Linked DNA regions of Homo sapiens: region 1 is linked to region 2. The links are chromatin contacts, found by Hi-C or POLR2A ChIA-PET in ENCODE. All regions are on one chromosome and are shown on one strand. The core of a region is the stretch at or near the end of the contact, and the rest is flanking DNA. Distances in the headings are between cores, read along the strand shown. Region 1 has its middle 13 kb from the start of LINC02057. Region 2 overlaps ZSWIM6 (zinc finger SWIM-type containing 6).

Region 1 (3,714 bases), core at 463-2,962, 130 kb before region 2:
AAGTAGCATGCTCTGTACACACCAGCTACTGTTATTTCTTATTATTTCCTTGCTCCCTTTCTTGCCTCCATTGAATCCATTTTCCTGCAGTTATCACTTTCAAATAAACTCTGATCATAACACCTTCCTGCTGAAAACACTTGCAAAATTTGCCCGTGATTTTTAGGAACAGCCTAAATCCGTAAAAAGGCCTCCAAAACTGGGTGTGGCCTGGGCCCTACCTCCTTCTCCAGCCCCATCTTGCACCCTCTCCCCTTTGTTCTCAGAGCTCCAGATGCCTGGCTGTCTTTCAGTTCTTCAAACTAGAGGAGCTTCCCTCCACCTCAGGGCTTTACACAAGCTGCTTCCTCTGCCCGGAACGCCGACTCATCCTTCCCGTCTCGGTGCGAGCCTCATCACTTCCTCAGGGAGATCTTGCCCAGCCTCCCTCACTAGGTCAAAGCAGGCTGTGGCACCAATCATACTTCTCCTTCAATGGCGTTCCTCAGGGTCACCATCTAACACATTTGTGTGGTTACTAGATCAACACCGCTCTCACTGCTACAGTGAAAACTCTGTGAAGGCAGGGAGCATGACTATTTTTTATTTATTCCAACCCTCAGAGCCTAGAGTAGTTCCTGAAATGCAACAAAGTAGGTGCTTTGAAATGAGGAAGGGGCTGGGTGAGGTGGCTAACACCTGTTACCCCAGCACTTTGGAAGCCGTGGTGGGAGGATCATTTGAGGCCAGGAGTTTGAGACCAGCCTGGGCAATGTAGCAAGACTCCATCTCTACAAAGAATTTTATTTTTATTTATTTATTTTTGAGACAGGGTCTGGCTCTGTCACCCAGGCTAGAGTGCAGCAACACAGTCACAGCTCACTGCAGCCTCAACTTCCCAGGATCAAGCAAGCCTCCCACCTCAGTCTCCCAAGGAGCTACGACTATGGGTGTGCACCACCACGCCCAGCTATTTTTTTTTATTTTTCTTTAGGGACAGGGTGTCCCTATATTGCCCAGGCTGGTCTTGAACTCCTGGACTCAAGCAATCCTCTGGACTTAGCCTCCCAAAGTGCTGGGATCACAGGTGTGAGCCACTGCACCTGGCCTGCTATAAAACATTAAAAAATTTCCTAGGCATGGTAGTGCATATCTGTAGTCCTAGATGATCCCTTGAGCCCAGGAGGTTGAGGCTGTAGTGAGCTGTCATTGTGCCACTGCACTCCAGCCTGGGTGACAGAGTGAGACCGTGTCTCAAAGAAAAGAATTAAGATAGAAGGGAGGGAAGAAAAGAAGGAGAGGGAAGAAAAATGCATGCTGGTACCCTTGCCTGTTCTGGAGGCCACATTGCCCTGAGGATTTCTGTCAGTCTCCAGGAACCATCTCATTCCATAAGCCTTGTGTGCTTTTCTCACTTCCTACTGCCTTTGACTCATTAAGGTGTTGATTCTCAATTCAATTCGAATGTTTGTTCTTAGGAAAAATGGTCCTTACATTGGCATGATGGTGTGACCTCTGAATGCAGTTTATGGCTTTTTTGTGTGTTTGTTTTATGTACAGACATTTTGTGATTTCAAGAAAGGATAAAGTGATAGGTATGAAGTTGCAGGGAAAAAAAATTCCATCAACCCAAATCCAAAAGGGTTCCTTGCCCAGCACAGCACAGCAGCTCACTCTCTGGTATTTCTGCCCCCACACTGAGGAGAGACCCACAGGAGGAGCTCCAGCACAAGCCGATGGCAAAGGAAGGGAAACAATAGGAGGGGAGAACAGCCTCCCACATCCACCATTTCAACCTCTCAGAGAAAGTACTGAAAGTGAAAGGAGCATGAATAAAGAAGCCATTTCTCTGAACTAAAAGCAGAGGAGAGGGCTCTTCCTCCTGCTGCACATGAGTGAACAAAGATGGGCTCCAGAAGAACCAGAGGAGAAAGAATGCCAGCGTTGAGAGGAGGTTTTCCCCTTAATCCAACTCCGTTCTTGCATGAGGGAGGCAATGAAAGGCCAGAGAAGTGAAGGGATTTGCAGAGGACACACAGAGGCGAGCTAGAGGAAAGGAAGTGGGGTTTATTGAGTGACTACTGCTTTGGGCTCCTCCCTGTAGTTTAGGTATTTTGCTCTGATTGAATCTTACATAACTATATGAAGTAGATTTCATTACCACATTTTACAGAAAAAAAAAAAAAAAAAAAAACCATGGATACTCCAAAAGGCCCAGGACGAAGATATAAAGCTGCCCAGTGGAAACACGCTGTGGCTGACACTGCAAAGAATCCCGGCTCAGCCACGTCCTTGTTCTTGTGCAAGCCAGCGCCCTGCACCTGAAGGCCCTTATGTGGAGGGTGACTACATGCTCTGCCTTGCCTGAGTCAGACCTGGTTTACACCTGTTGTTCGAGTGTCATTAGTAATAGCACCTCCTCTCTCAAAAGTGCCTTATTTGAGGCTGGGCGTGGTGACTCACACCCATAATCCCAGCACTTTGGGAGGCCAGGGTGGGAGGATCACTTGAATCCAGGAGTTTGAGACCAGCCTGCGCAACTCAGTGAGACCTCATCTCTACTAAAAAAAATTTTTTTAAATGTAAAAGGTGCCCTGTTTGGGATAACGAATTTATTGTGTGATCACCCTACTGTCTATAAAATGGGGATATTAATGTTACCTAGGTCGTGGAGTGGCTGCAAGGACTCAATGAGATGTCGCACATAAAATACATGGCATCTAGTCAGTGCTCAATAAATGTTAGCTGCTATTATTATTATTAGGGTGGCATCTAGAGAGGCGGCAGCAAGGAGTGAAGCCAAGCTTCCCACTTGACATTCCCACCTTGGTCTCTGTGAATGATGCTCCCTGTAGTTGTGCAGTGCCAGCCTTTGTGGCTTCAGACTGACCCGGCATGGGCAGCACTAGCTACTCTAGATTAGAGACCATATGGGGGCACCACACTTGCCACTTCTACCTCTGCACCAATCAGATTCACCACCTTCTCCTTCTTGGGTTACATTGTTGGGACTGAATTTTTTTTCTTTTACTGAAAAGTTTAGAGCCCAGATTTCTTAAAGGGGAAGAATGTCAAGCAGCGAATCCTGCAGAGCATCCCTACCCCTGGCCCCAGCCCATGCTAATTAAGTGACTGACTTAAGGAAGTTGCCTCCTCTTAGAAATTAAGAGGTGGATTGAGTATTTTCCTCTGGCCTCCTTAAATGTTCTTGGTTACAGTGATAAAAATGCTGAGCTCTATTGCCTACTATTGGAGTGAAGGCTGCTGGAAACTCCTCGTTCCCTGAAGAACCTAATTGTCGATGCTAGTGCATCTAAACAGGTGTTCTTTAGATTACTTTTGCTAATGCCTTTTCACTGGAAAGATCAATTTAAATGTTGCTTTGAGCTAATTAGTTATTGCTTCTGTGTCCATCCAAATTTATATATTTGATTCTGTGTGCTGGATGAGGCATTACCTTCAAAATCTATAAGCTTACACAAGGTAGGTCATTTTAAATTTAGTTATCTGTCCTCTTCTATATTTTATACAAATATGCATATATTTCTTTTATTATTTAAAATGCCACCAGGTGTTGTGGCTCATGCCTGTAATCCTAACACTTTGGGAGGCTGAGGTGGGTGGGTTGCTTGAGCCCAGGAGTTCGAGACCTGCTTGGGCAACATGGCGAGACCACATCTCTACCAAAAAGAATACAAAAATTAGCTGGGCATGGTGGTGCATGCCTATAGTCCC
Region 2 (3,639 bases), core at 543-3,042:
ATTACAGGCGTGAGCCATTGCACCCGGCCTCTCAGAAATCTTAAAAAGGATTTAGTTTCATTTAAAAATAACAAACACAGTTCCCCAAATCTGAAATTTAGTTATTGAAACTGGACCATGTTGTCCATGGAAAACATATCTTACTTTATACCAGATTTTAAAATTAACACTGGTGTAAGTGCAGCCTAAAATTCCTCTGAGCCCCACTTTTACATAAGAAAAATTATTGAATATGATAAAGGTAGCATTTCCAATCAGTGAGAAAAGATAGGTTATTCAATTTGTGTTGGGACTAGTGGATATATATCTAGGAAAAAAAGTACAGACTCTAAATATTGAAAGGTAAAACTGAAAACATAAAAATATTTGAAGAAATCACTGGAAAATTATTCTACAAACTGCATGGGGAATGACAGTCTGTGATAATAGTAACCAAGAACCATGAAAGAATAGATTGGTAACAATTCAGCTACATAAAAATCCCTAAATTTCTCTATGGCAGAAACCATGAAACAGATAAATTTACCAAACTGGAAAAAATTTTCACAAATCATGTCACAAAGAGCTAATTTTCTTAAAATATATAAAAAAGATCTTTCAAAGTGTCATACACAAAACACTGCTTTTCGAAAAACATAAGCTCCTACAAAGCAGTAAGAAAATGATGAACAAATAGAAAAATGGGCAAAGGTGATGATTTAACAGTTCACAGAGAAATACAAATGGCTTCTAAAATATATAAAAAGATGCCCAACTTCGTTCATAATATGAAAAATGTAAATTAAGACTACACTAAGATACAATTTTTCACAGATCTGTTTTCTAAAAATAAAATAAGCTTGAGAGAGAGCCTCTTATCTGAATTCTGGGACAGCCTGATTTGCATGAGGGAAATAGGCATCCTCCTGCACTGCTGGTGGGAGGGTAAAGGTACAGTCTCAGTGGAGGACAGTTTGCTGTTACCTCTCAGAATTACAAATGCATGTGTTTGTTTTGATGTAGCAATTTCCCATCTAGGAATTTATTCTTGAAAGACAGTCATACAAGATTTTCACACCAGCATTATTTGTAATAGCAAAAAGATGGGAAATTACCTAAATGCTCATATATAGGGGACTGCTAAATTGTGGAATTCCATGCAATTCTAAAAAAGAATAAGGAAGCAAAGTAGAGAACATTATGTATAGAGTTTACCATTTTAAAAAGGAGAAAATAGAATATATGTGTATTTCCTTATGTATCACTAAAATACTTCTGGGTGAATACAAGAGAAGTAACAATTTATCATGGGATGAGAACAGGGCAACTGAGGGACGAAGTTGGAGGGAGATTTTGTCACTGTGTACCCTTTTGTTTTGGACCATTTGAAGCTATTGTCTCTTGACAATAATTTCAAGAAGATAAATTATGAAGGAGGGGGTCTAAAAAAGCTTTAAAATACGTTGTTTTAATAAAATGTTTTAATTTCTTTGCTTGAAAATTAACATTGCTTTAAGGGGGAAACAGCAGTTTAGGGGGAGCAAGTGCATTTAATTAAATTGCCTCTTCAGCAGTATTAAAAATCAGTCAGTTGTAAATTGGTGAGGAATATATTAAAACCCTATGGGAGACCAAGTTCTGAAGTTTGCTTCGAAGTTCGACCAGGAAAAGAAGGGGTTAAAGGTGTGATGCAGGTAAAGGAAGGGTTAAGGGCATTATGCAAGCTGTTAAATAAAAAGGAAGTGCATTACAAAATGCTGAGCTCAGGAGTCTGGCTGCCAGCCAAACCTTTGCTTTCCTCACTACAGCTGAGGGCTTTCGAAGCTTCCCACCAGTGGGTTTGTCTGAACTGTTTAGGAATGCGGCCGCGGTCGCCAGCTGACGTCAGCGCCGCCGGTTCAGCCGCAGGCCAGAGTCAGAGACTGACAGCGCGAGGGGCGGGGTTGGGAGTCAGGATGGGGCGAGGCCTGCGTGTGACTGATGGCGCGGGGGCGGGGCGGCGTGTGTGTGACTGACCCGACCGCGCAGAGGCGGGGTGGCACAAGATTTGCGTTTCCTTGATGACTTCTAAATTATGATTATAGATTTTCTTTGTAATGAGGGGAAAGGTTTTTTTTTTTTTTTTTTTTTTTCCCGTTTTTGAAATCCAGGCCTCTGTATTGCTTCACTTTAGGTATTAAGTATAAGCACAAAATTAAATGTAACACATACCAAATTGTCCAACTTCAAAGGCCATTTTGTTTTTGTTTTTGTTTCTGAGAACGAGGGGGCCACAGTAAAAACTTTGGTGATTTTTACCAGTGGAGGGGCTAGGGAGGTGATTTTTGCTGTTTAAGGAGGTTCTCAAATTTACTTACCTGCAGTCCATTTTCATTTCAGAATTGCTACCAGAAAGAAATTGTAAAAGTTTTCAAGCATGATTTTGTAAAGCAAAAGATCAAAAAAGGAGAGAAATTATGTGGAAAATTGGCAAGATTAATTATATCTCTATTAAGACCACCTTTGCGCAAGATAGTTTTGGGTTATTACTGCTGATTTTCAGCCTTTAAAGAAAAATGTGGGTTCTTGGTAGCAACTTACAAGGATGGTGTTTAGAGCTATAGTTCCCCCTTCTCCACCATACCCTGTTTTCTTGATGGTTAATTTTACTTTTAAAAACATTTGTATTTCTTGACTATTTATTAATTAGATCATTTTGCTTAGTCATACCTAAGAGTTTTGTTAGTCTTCGGTTTCTTAGTTGTATGAGTCAGAGTCAGGAATGCAAATTTATTAGCTTTTTGTGGAGAGGGATATGTGGGATGGTGAGAGCTGCGGGTGGGTAAGCATGGAGTGCAATACCAGTTCATAGACAAGGATCTAAAAGGAGCCATTAAGCTCCATGGAAAACATTGTTACTTGATCAGGCCAGTAAAGGAAGACTATTTTGAGTAGCTACTGAAGTTATCTGATAGTTAATTTAATTGATTTGAGTAACTCTTTCAGGGACCCCAGATTTGTAAAAGTGGCACTGTTGTGACTTTTGATAAAGGGAGTTTTAGCCTTTCATGAGAGGAAGCCTTGGACTTATTTGTCCTTCATGTTGAGAAGCTTCCGTATGATCTTCATGGTTTCCTTAGGCACAATCACTGTGATTTCACCTATGTATAGCAGCCCAACTAAGGTGAAGTCAGCATATAGACCAGGAAGATACAAAACTACGAAAACTCAGGACCAGCCTTGGCAAAAGGCAACATGTGTAGCCCTAAATTACCCCGGTACTCTAGTGCTCAGCCCCACATTGACAATTGCACAGAATTTAAGTGTTCTGAGTTTGTGAATAGTATTGTAATAATGGATGTATTTCCTTTTTTTTTTTTTTTTTTTCAGACGGAGTCTCACTCTGTTGCCAGGCTGGAGTGCAGTGGTGCGATCTCGGCTCACTGCAACCTCTGACTCCCTGGTTCAGGCGATTCTCCTGCCTCAGCCTCCCGAGTAGCTGGGATTACAGGCACGTGCCACCATGCCTGGCTAATTTTTGTATTTTTAGTAGAGATGGGGTTTCACCATGTTGGCCAGGATGGTCTCGATCTCCTGACCTCGTGATCCACCCACCTTGGCCTCCCAGAGTGCTGGGATTACAGGCATGAGCCACCGTGCCCGGCGATTTATTTCCTTTTT

Evidence for each region. A loop is a pair of places that touch in the nucleus more often than their neighbours do. ChIA-PET counts read pairs that join two places held with the same protein, here RNA polymerase II (POLR2A). Pooled maps may share reads with other maps.
Region 1: a map of CD14-positive monocyte shows a loop between it and region 2 (4-fold over the local background). The contact joins two enhancer-like sites. A Hi-C loop is called at or near these places in 6 of 168 maps with a recorded cell type or tissue (CD14-positive monocyte, CD4-positive, alpha-beta T cell, IMR-90 and 3 more), 1 of 37 single-sample maps with no recorded cell type and 14 of 50 pooled maps. POLR2A ChIA-PET finds 5 or more read pairs at or near these places in 1 of 52 experiments (T-cell).

What each region holds. Positions count from the first base shown.
Region 1 is chr5:61,275,644-61,279,357 of GRCh38, forward strand. No RefSeq gene overlaps it. Among named protein-coding and RNA genes, the nearest start is that of LINC02057, 13 kb to the left of the region's middle. Within about 2 kb of position 1,713, at least 6 of the 41 ENCODE cell types and tissues checked have a DNase peak (open chromatin) inside an H3K27ac peak, as active enhancers do; they include CD14-positive monocyte and endothelial cell of umbilical vein, where a contact is called at or near this core.
Region 2 is chr5:61,406,984-61,410,622 of GRCh38, forward strand. All of the region lies in intron 1 of ZSWIM6 (zinc finger SWIM-type containing 6), which reads left to right. Among named protein-coding and RNA genes, the nearest start is that of ZSWIM6, 77 kb to the left of the region's middle. RefSeq lists an enhancer at 1,028-2,227 and a silencer at 1,653-2,043. Within about 2 kb of position 1,793, at least 21 of the 41 ENCODE cell types and tissues checked have a DNase peak (open chromatin) inside an H3K27ac peak, as active enhancers do; they include CD14-positive monocyte and endothelial cell of umbilical vein, where a contact is called at or near this core.